Regions from separate parts of the Homo sapiens genome. Here region 1 is linked to region 2. Evidence: read pairs that join two places in POLR2A ChIA-PET (ENCODE). Cell type or tissue: PC-9. All regions are shown on one strand. Each heading gives the region's core, and the rest is flanking DNA. Links, peaks and the distances in the headings are about the cores only. Region 1 overlaps AEBP2 (AE binding protein 2). Region 2 overlaps PLEKHA5 (pleckstrin homology domain containing A5).

Region 1 (5,391 bases), core at 296-5,295, 260 kb before region 2:
ATAGTTGTTTAATAAAAGTTTTAAATGTAGCCTGCTAGTGCATTTCTAAGAAAGAATTCCATGTGTAATACATATATTTTAGCCAACTAATACTTTAAAACTGATGCTTGGCTGGGTCCCAGAGGCTCATGCCTGTAATCTTCCCAGCACATTGGGAAGCCAAGGCAGAAAGACTGCTTGAGCCCAGGAGTTCAAGATGAGCCTAGAAACAGAGAGAGAAGTGGTCTCAAAAACAACAAACCCCAGTGCTTAAATCCCAAATAAATACAGTTGTCTCTCGGCATGCACAGTGGGAGTGGGGGGTCCCCAGAATCCCCTGCAGATTCCAAAATCCAAGGAAACAGCAGTATTTGCAAATAACCTACATACATCCTTCTGTATACTTTAAATCACCTCAAGATTACTTATAACAATATAATATAAATGCTATGTAAATCATTGTTACACTATATTGGTCTTATTTGTATTATTTTGTATTGTTGTATTGTTATCTTTTTCCCCTAAATAGCTTTGATATGCAGTTGGTTGAATTCATGGATGTGGAAGTTGTGGATACACAGGACCAACTGTATATTCCTGTTAGACTCATTTTGAAGGAATATATCTATTTTGCAGAAGGTTTGCCATACTTTCATTTTGACATGTGCACAAGCAGGAAGTTATTTCTCCTAAAAACAAGTAAGAATAATTGTTTTTCTTCTTTTAATTAATTTCACAAATTTTCCCAGTCAAAATCCAGAAATTTAAGAAAAGATTGTACACTAGGACAAATGTAGGGGCTTCTATGACTCTATGCCACTTTACAGTACACTCAATTCTGATTTCCAGAATAGTGAAAGCACAGAGGTTTAGAGTCAAAATTAAGTTTTAAGATGGCCTTTTTTATTTTTTGGACAGACTCTTGCTCTGTAGCTGAGGCTGGAGTGTAGGACGTGATCTCGGCTCACTGCAACCTCCGCCTCCTGGGTTCAAGTGATTCTCGTGCCTCAGCCTCCAGAGTAGCTGAGATTACAGGCGTGCAACACTACGTCCGACTGATTTTTGCATTTTTAGTTGAAACAGGGTTTCATCATGTTGGCCAGGCTGGTCTCAAACTCCTGGCCTCAAGTGATCCACCCACCTCGGCCTCCCAAAGTGTTGGGATAATGGGCGTGAACCACCTCACCGGGCCAAGACGGCTTTTTTGATACAGGTAAGGAAAATTAAATCTACAGAAGCACCTAATATATCTTAAGAACAACCTCATTTCCAAGAATAAAATCAACAAGACTTGTGGAATCACACACATAAATTTGAGTATATGCAACATTGTTCCTATGCACTTCAGAACATCAGTTCAAGCTTAAATTTTGTTTTAAGTCACTTTCACTAAAATGTCTAAATTGCTTCCTATATGGCATAAGAACAGAAAAAAAATAAGCTGGTTTGGTGAGAAAGCAAGACTCTTGGAAAGAAGGAAGCAGGATGCAGGCAGAAACACAGATTAATCTTAATTTAAGATTCATGGCCCTTTGACAACTCTCTAAGAGAGGTTTACGACTAGTTCTAAAAGGCAAGAGTGGCTCTCCCAAAATATCACTCTTTTAGGATGCTAATTTTAATTCATCTCTCCAAAGAGTAAACAGAAATAACTCTAAATTAGGTACAAATAAATCAACAACACTCAATTATTTTTCTTTATAGAGAAGTAACTCGTAACCTTCCCAAATTTTTGGTAGATTACTCTCAATCTTCTTCTCCTTGATGATCTAGTTCATTCCACAAAGAATAAGTTTTATTGTATTAATTAGCACTTTCACCAAAAGATGTTTGAGAAGAAAAAAATTTTTTTGAGACAGGTTCTCGCTCTGTCAGCCAGGCTGGAGTGCAGTGGTGTAATCCTGGCTCACTGCAGCCTCGAACTTCCAGGCTGAAGCAATCCTCCTACCTCAGCCTCCTGAGTAGCTGGGACCACAGGCATGTGCCACCATGTATTTTTTGTAGAGACAGGGTCTCACTATGTTGCCGAGGCTGGTCTCGAACTCCTAGACTTCAGCGACCTGCCCACCTCAGCCTCCCAAAATGCTGTGATGATAGGCATGAGCCACTGGGCCCAGCCAAAAAAACCTTTTATTGTAATAGGGAAAACTATGCTTCTACATAGCAATGCCCATTATGTTGGAATTTCACTCACAGAATAATGTCTCAAATTACAGGAAATCTCCAGGTGAATAGCACTCCAAAAAGGTGCATCGTGGAATGAATATACCCTTCAAAGCACTTAATTAATATAAAATTTGCTATCTTTATGATAGCTAAAATTTACAAAGTTTCATTGAAAAAAGATATAAAGTCCTTTCAATAAGAGTGCCTTTTAAAAGCTGGTTTTAAGCATTTCCACCACTTTTTTAATCACTCTCGTGTACATCATTTGGATACAGGCACTATGGAGTTCAACCACATTCGTGCAAACTTGGGCAGATTAACTATTTAACCTCTTGCCTCAGTTTTCCAACCTGTAAAGCAGAGATAGTAAAACCTACTTCACAGAGCAGCCGTGAGGATGACGTATACGCAAAGCACCTAGCAAAGTGACTCAGCACATAAAAGAGAAATGTTGGTCTCTTCTCCTTCCCCCACATACCTTCATAAGCACAGCACACTAAAAAAAGCTCAAAACATAAAATTACTAGAAATGTGAACACTCTAAGCTATGTCTTAAAAAACAAATAATATTTGAATTGCTCTTTTGGAAAGTTTGGAGAAAGGGTAAGCTAAAAAAAATCAAACAGTTTTGGTATTCAGACTCATGCAACATATTCTTAGGTCCACAAAAGTCTGTTATTATAAAAAGAATTACCTTGTTAAAGGGCACTTATTTTCAAATTACTATGTATATTACAATCTAACATACTTAAGATAAATCTGGGATTAAACAAGCATATAAACTTTATTAGCAAAATACTGTTTTTCTGGATTCTACAATTTTTAACTCTTTGTGAGTCCACATCCAAAAAAAAAAAAGCCAGGAAGTAATGAGATATGCTTGGTATTAAAATTCAGCACTTAAAACTAAGTCCTAATTTATCCAAAATTTGGGGAGAGAAAATTACAAATCAAAAAGTAAAACATAAAGGCAAGAATTAAATTACCTGTATATGTTTGGGTCCAAAAGCAAGGCAGTATCTTTGGGTAGCTTTGATAAATGAACTACTTTAGTTTTTAACTGATGTCGTTCACTTTCATTCACCCACACATCAGGCAGACTATGAATTAAAAAACAAGTCAATAATAAAGTAACATTAATTTTAGATTTACACTTCCATGTGCCTTCACATTCTGGCATTTTCTGCTACTTTGATCAGTCCACGTTAAGTGAACAAGTTTCCCAGAAGCCAGGGAAGCTCAGCTATCAACCTTAATAGCAGGACTTGGAGTCCCAGATAAGAAATGGCAGTGTTAAATTTTAAACATGAATTGAGGAATAAATTAAACATTTTCAGTGGCAATATCTTATCAAATTAGAAATTTGTCAGAACACACTGGCTAGCTTTTAACTCAATGAGTGAAATTCATACTTGATTTTGACTTGCTGGAAATCTGACAGCAAGTTTCTTTACTAAGAGAGAAATAAAAGGGCCCAGTGCGGTGGCTCCTTCCTCTAATTCCAGCACTTTGGGAGGCCAAGGGGGGAAGATAACTTGAGCCCAGGAGTTTAAGACCACACTGGCCAACATGGTGAAACCCCATCTGTACTAAAAATACAAAAATTAGCTGGGCATGGTGGCGCACACCTGTATTCCCATCAACTCCGGAGAACGAGGCACAAGAATCGCTTGAACCCAGGAGACAGAGGTTGCAGTGAGCCAAGAGTGCACCACTGCACTGCAGCATGGGCGTCAAAGTGAGACTCTCTCTCCAAAAAAAACCAAAAAAACAAAAAACAGAAACAAAACCTGTAAGATTAAAGTCCATTTAAAAAAAAAAAAAAGAAATAAATAAAAACCCTGTAAGACTAAACTCCATTAAAAAAAAAAAAAAAAATGCATGCGGCCATAACACTGAATTCAAAGAAATTCAACTCTACAAGAAAATTCAAATGAATGTATTTTGATATTTGGATTAATCAATTTCCAAAACATTAGGAATATACACATTTGAATTTGACTTTTTTGAACAGGGTCTCACTCTGTCACCCAAGCTTGAGTTGCAGTGGTACAATCACGGCTCACTGCAGCTTCAACCTCCTGGGCTCAATCAATCTTCCCGCCTCAGTCTCCTGAGTATCTGGGACTACAGGCGACACCATCACAACCAGCTAATTTCTTTTTTTGTTTTCCTGTAGAGACGAGGATTCACTATACTGCCCAGGCTGATCTCAAACTCCTGCCCTAAAAGCAATCTTTCTGCCTCAGCCTCACAAAGCACTGGGATTACCAGCATAAACCACTGCGCCCAGCCATTGGCCACATACGTGAATTAGGTACACATAATGAAATCTCCTTCAATGAAATTTATTCTATTCTTGATGCTTATTAATTTTGTCCAATATGTCTATAATATACCCTCATTTCCTTTTATAAAAAGAAAATTTTAATAAGAAAGATAAAAAAATACATGAAATATATGAACTAAGCTCTAAATGGGCACTAAAACTTAAAGAAAAATGTAATCACTGCTAGAAAATTAGTCAATTGCTTTTTCTATAAAATACCATTCACTGTGCACTAAAGAACATTTACAAATTTTTTAAATAAAAGATTCAAACAAAGGCACAGCTATGGCTGCTTGTATACTGCTTGGAGGTCACTAAAAATGCTAAAAATGATTTAAATTTTCTCTAACTACTTTTTTATTTTTGAGACAGAGTCTCACTGATGCCCAGGTTGAGCATCTCAAAAAACAAAACAAAAAAACAAAAACAAAACAAAAAACACCACACAAGATTTAAAAAGCTTAAGATTTTTGTTTGTTTTGTTGTTTTTGTTTTTGAGACAGTCTCACTCTGTTACCCAGGCTAGAATGCAGTGGCATGATCTCGGCTCACTGCAACCTTTGCCTCCCGGGTTCAAGTGACTCTCGTGCCTCAGCCTCCCGAGCAGCTGGGATTATGGGTGCGCACCACCACACCCGGCTAATTTTTGTATTTTTAGTAGAGACAGGGTTTTACCACGTTGGCCAGGCTGGTCTCGAACTGCCGGCCTCCCCCAGCCTCCCAAAGTGCTGGGATTACAGGTGTGAGCCACCGCCTCCAGCAAAAAAAAAAAGAGGGGGGGCTTAAGTTTTGAAGCGTAAAACGTGAACCTGATAGTGTAAGACCTTTCAGATTATCTCTTTAATCCTGACAACCTCAAAACGTTGTAAAATGTAATTTCTTTTTATTTGAATTTAATAAATAATTTTTGTGTGTAA
Region 2 (5,391 bases), core at 93-5,092:
GTGCTACAATCTCAGCTCACTGCAACCTCTGCTTCCTGGTTTCAAGTGATTCTCGTGTCTCAGCCTCCCGAGTAGCTAGGATTACAGTCGTGCACCACTACAGCTGGCTAATTTTTGTATTTTTGGTAGAGACAGGGTTTCTCCATGTTGGCCAGGCTGGTCTTGAACTCCTGTCCTAAGGTGATCCACCCACCTTGGCCTCCCAAAGTGTTGGAATAACAGGTGTGAGCCATCACACCCAGCCATCTTCAATTACTTCATTATATTCTTTCTTTAGTACAGATAAGGGACACTGTAAACAAATATGTGTCACACACATATTACAAAATAAACACTTTTTTTTTTGGAGACAGGGTCTTGCTCTGTCACCCAGGCTGGAGTGCAGTGGCATGATCATACCTCACTGCAAGCTCAAATCCTGGGCTCAAGTGATCCTCCCACTTCAGCCTCCGGAGTAGCTGGGACTACAGATGCACACCACCACACCAGGTTAATCTTTGTTTTTTGTTTTTTTTTAAAGTAGAGATGAGGTCTCACTATGTTGCCCAAGCTGGTCTCGAACTCCTGGGCTCAAGTGATTCTCCTGCCTCGGCCTCCCAAAGTGCTGGGATTACAGGCGTGAACCACTGTACTAGGCCCAAAATAAACACTTGTTAGAGAAGCTACTTGGTAATACTTTTGCAATGCTAAATTAACCAAGGGATCAAGAAATAAGAACAAGAGCTATTTTAAATAAGGAATGCCATTAGGGTATGAGGCTCAGTTTTGCACTGAAATAGTGGATCATAATTTGGACTTATTAGAAAGACTAGCTGGAAAATATGGAGAAAATTTTCTATTAGAAACTGGGCTGGGTGTGGTGGCTCACGCCTGTAATCCCAGCACTTTGAGAGGCCAAGGTGGGTGGTCATTTGAGGAAAGGAATTCAAGGCCAGCCTGGCCAAGGTGGTGAAAACCCGTCTCTACTAAAAATACAAAAATTAGCTTGGCGGTAGTGGCACATGCCAGTAATCCCAGCTACTCGTGAAGCTGAGGCAGGAGAATTGCTTGAGCCCGGGAGGCAGAGGTTGCGGTGAGCTGAGATCACACCGCTGCCCTCCAGTCTGGGCAGGTGACAGAGTGAGACCCTGTCTCACAAAAAAAAAAAAAAAGAAAAAGAAAAAAAAAAGAAACTAAATGTGCAAAAACCTTTTAGCCTGGAAAGCTTAAATATCAGATGGTTAAAATATAGTCAATGATCTTTCAATAAAAATTATGACTCAATAAATAAAAATCATTAGGTCACCTGAAAGCAATCAGCAATATTTAACAGAATAAACTGACACCAATGAACTAATATTTAACTTGCTTTGTATCATCTGTACGTATATAGAATCAGAAAGAAAAAAGCCTTGAAGATTGAGGATGTCACCTCAGTTATCTACCAGTCACTTATCTGAAACCTAGCTGCAAACTGGGAAGTAAATAGCCTCTATGTAATCGAAATGATGTCAAAATCCAAGGAAGTAATGTACATATATATTTACTAATTGCAAAACTAATAAGGTTCCAAAAGAGCTTAGATAGCAAGTTCCCCAGTCAGTGCAGCAATATCAACCAATCAGGACGCCTGAGAGTAAACCCTGTATGAGCAAATTAAAAAGAAAAGAAAAAATAAATAACCAAAAAAAATAAGAGGAAGAAAGAATAATCTCATATTATAGAATCAAAAATCTGAAAAAACTCAGAAAAATCTGAAATTATTGTAAAATTTCTGTATAAAGGGGGGAAATATACAACTGTATATTTCTCTAACAATTTTTATATCAATAGAAAAATGAGTACCCTTGTATTAATATTTAGTTGTTTATTTCAATTTTGACATTTTAAAAATATTTCTGTCTGGATACTTTTACCATGCTATTTCTAACATTTTCATACAGCATATATTTAATTTTAAGTCTAGAAATACCCATAACAAACACACAATCTCAGTTGTAAGTAATGTCCACTCCTTTTTCTGTCTTCACTGTTCCCTTGATATTCTTCAGGGGTAACAAGCAGTCAAATAACCTGGGTGGCTTCTCCATAGTTCCTTCTTAATTTTATGATTTTATAGAATTGTCTTAGGTACATTCAGTTTAAAAGGTTCCTTCTAATTCTGTCTTTTGTTTCATATCAAAAAAAAAAAAATACCTGTTTATAAAGCCAACCTCGTCTGACAACCGGTGCATTAGGATTCCTTTTAATTGAATTTGACCTCTTTCCAAAATTATGAACTTTTTTTGAAGCTCGTGAAGTCTAAATAGAAAAAGAGCATGACAGAAAATGTGGTATTAATGCCTAGAGATTTGAGCTTATCTTCCTCTTAAAATTTAATCTCTTTTCAGATTTTCCCAAGACTTGCAGGACTTAAATCTTTTCAGAAAAATTATTAAAATTCTACTTTTGCTGGGTTAGTTTTTTGAAGTGTAAGAATTCCGCACCAAAAATTTTTCCCCCAGGGTATCACAAGTTTTACAATCTTTCCTTTAAAATCTGGATAGGATATACAATTTTTAGAAACACAGAGTATGTGGCAGTATTTTGTCCTACCTGCTATATAAAATGAATAGATCTTGAGTAAAAACTGTTAACAGATCTTTAAGAATAAACCAAATGACAGAACTTTTCCCTTTATATCTGCATTTAATAGTGCAGGTTCAATTAAAGAAAGTTAATGGCACTCAGTCTGAGGAGAAATATACAGATATTAAATATAAACAAATATATCACATCAAGTCAAAACAGGACAGGAAGGATCTGCTTAATGTGATGTAGTGTTTTCTTTTTTATGGACAACTCTGAACTTAAACTAGACAGATGGGGTTTACTGGATTCTTCAAAATACACATAAGGATATACAGTCTTTAAAAATACTGCTATGGTTACCATGAAGATTTATTTTGGCAGGAATCATAATGGTGACCAACAAAGATGAAAACAATGAAGCTATAAAGTAACATAAAATTATCTCTTACTTTTCTACTTGTTCAGAATCTTTGGAAATCCAGCATACTTCTTTAGAATTTTGTTTTGGGAAGCTTTTATTAGTATATAAGAAAATTTTAAGGCCCAATATCAACAAAATTTTTCCTAAAGCATGTTTTCTTGATAGATTTTAATTTACTTTCAAACAGGTAATGCTTAAAAACAGTATAAAACTCAAACGACACAAAAAGATACACAAAGATCAATCTACTCACTCTTGGGCTCCAGCACCCAGCTAGCCCCACTCACAACTGTGTGGCAACCAATATCACTGTATGTGTGTGCCTATCTATCTAAAATAATTGTTCTCATGATTAATGAGTATTTTTCTGAAATGACTGCATATTTTAATATCCACTCTTCTGTTCCATTATTTCTTGGAGCTCACTATATAAACCGAATGCCTATTTACCCATACTGTTGTTAGTGTGCTGTGTTATGAAACTTTCTGATCTTTGGAAATCTGCAGGTGGAAATGGTGTCTTTTTCTGGTTTTAATTAGTATTTTTCATATTATGGATGAGGCTGAGAATCTTTTTTCATATATTTAAGAGTAAATTCCATTTTCTTTCCCGAAAACTGATTTCATATAATTTTTCCATTTCCAAACTGGCTCATAAGCCCTTTTCTTATTGATTCACAGCACTTCTTTAATTATAAGGAAATTATTCTTTAATTGTTATATGAATTACAGATACTCTGCATGGATAATAATTACGTGTGGTTGAATTTCTCATTATTTTATATTGTTACTTCTGAGTTTTATGTCATATTTAGAAAGCCCATCTGCATTCTGAGCTTTTCTTTTTTTTTTTTTTTCAAATCTTCCATTGTTTTTTTCTTAGTTTTGTTTTTAACATTTCAACAACTGATCCATCTAGAAAATTTCTGGTGTAAAGTATGAGGAACAGATTCAACTTTCTTTCAAGACAATGACCTAGTGGCTCTCAATCCATTCATCAATTTCTCCAGATTTTAATTAAAATATACTCATAAAGCATTATGCTCAGTTAGCCTGTTGGATTTATTTTACTTAATAATCAGAAATTATTTATATTACTTGAAAATTTACATTCATTTATAATCTCCTAACAAAATTTTATTTCAAAAACCTTAACTGGCATTTAAAATACTATTATTATAATTATCTTATAATTATCTATTTCCTTACAATAAACATAATATACTATTACAATGGTTTTGCTGAAAAATGTTTTCTCCATCTAAGCATTCTTATAGTCAGATAATTTGATTTCTAGGCTATTACATGAATAATCACCTTTAAAACTTAAGTGTACCCATTCTCTCTCACAAATATCAATGTATTTCTAAAATTATTCCAAATTTAAAAATTTAAGTCACTGAATTACAATCTTATTACTTTGTATTTCGGGCTGTTGCTTCTTATATCAATTACCTTCAAATTCATGTAATAATAAAAATGTAATTATTATTCTATACTTTTAAGTCCATTATGAGTAACGGTATAGATACTGTTTACTCCTTATCAATAATTAATATAAAGCAAAATAACTTACTCTGCCTACAGGGCTCATTGGATGCACTGCATAATCTGAAGTCACGTTATAGTTAGAAGCTTCATTTATCATACTTATTGGCCGTTCCTTCTTTTCTTCAGATGTCATGGTTGCAACAGTCCTGAAAATATATGTCAAAATGCTAGAACTTGCTGTGTATGTAACCCGCTTTATAATTACACTTCTCTACAGTTAACAATGCGAGTGTCCTACTTTTTCACAGTACTTGGATCCTAGTTACTCTAGAGTCAGGCCTTAATACTTACAACAACTTTAAATACAGCTAACGCTTTTCCTAAGCCAAAAATACATTATTATCATGTTTATTTATTATTAGTTTTTAAGACAAGAGTCTCACTCTGTTGCTCAGGCTACAGTGCAGTGGCGTAATCTTGGTTCACTGTAGAATCTGCCTCCCAGGTTCAAGTGATTTTCCTGCCTCAGACTCCTCAGTAGCTGGGACTACCAGCACGTTCCACCATGCCCGGCTAATTTTTCTATTTTTTTAGTACAGTCAGGGTTTCACCATGTTGGCCAGGCTGGTCTTGAATGCCTGACCTCAAGTGATTCGCCCACCTTGGCCTCCCAAAGTGCTAGGATTACAGGCGTGAGCCACTGTGCCCGGCCTATCATGTTTATTTATAATAGGCATTATTGCAGATATTCTACTTGGTCACCCAACTGAAAAATTAAAAATGAATTATGAGATTATTCTAATTTTAAAAACAATAACAATTTCAGTAACTAACTCTGTGAATAGCTTTATAGTATAATACATTCTTTGATGCTTATAAAACTCTTGTGAAATAGTAATTACCACTATCTGATTTAAGGATGAGAAAAG

The links. Peaks named below come from ENCODE experiments on the same cell type or tissue, not always from the same donor. Only the 100,000 strongest peaks of a DNase experiment are listed, where the experiment ranks them.
Region 1: POLR2A ChIA-PET joins it to region 2 with 7 read pairs; 3 of 35 experiments call an interaction of 5 or more read pairs at or near these places.

The regions. Positions count from the first base shown.
Region 1 is chr12:19,512,525-19,517,915 of GRCh38, reverse strand. It overlaps AEBP2 (AE binding protein 2), which reads right to left. Exons shown (of 8, transcript NM_153207.5): 7 at 3,132-3,245. Among named protein-coding and RNA genes, the nearest start is that of AEBP2, 76 kb to the right of the region's middle. In PC-9, for the core only: no CTCF peak of the experiment used is centred there; no DNase peak of the experiment used is centred there; H3K27ac peaks cover 1,088 bases.
Region 2 is chr12:19,254,322-19,259,712 of GRCh38, reverse strand. PLEKHA5 (pleckstrin homology domain containing A5) reads right to left here. Exons shown (of 32, transcript NM_001256470.2): 5 at 4,548-4,668; 6 at 2,176-2,280. Among named protein-coding and RNA genes, the nearest start is that of PLEKHA5, 130 kb to the right of the region's middle. In PC-9, for the core only: no CTCF peak of the experiment used is centred there; no DNase peak of the experiment used is centred there.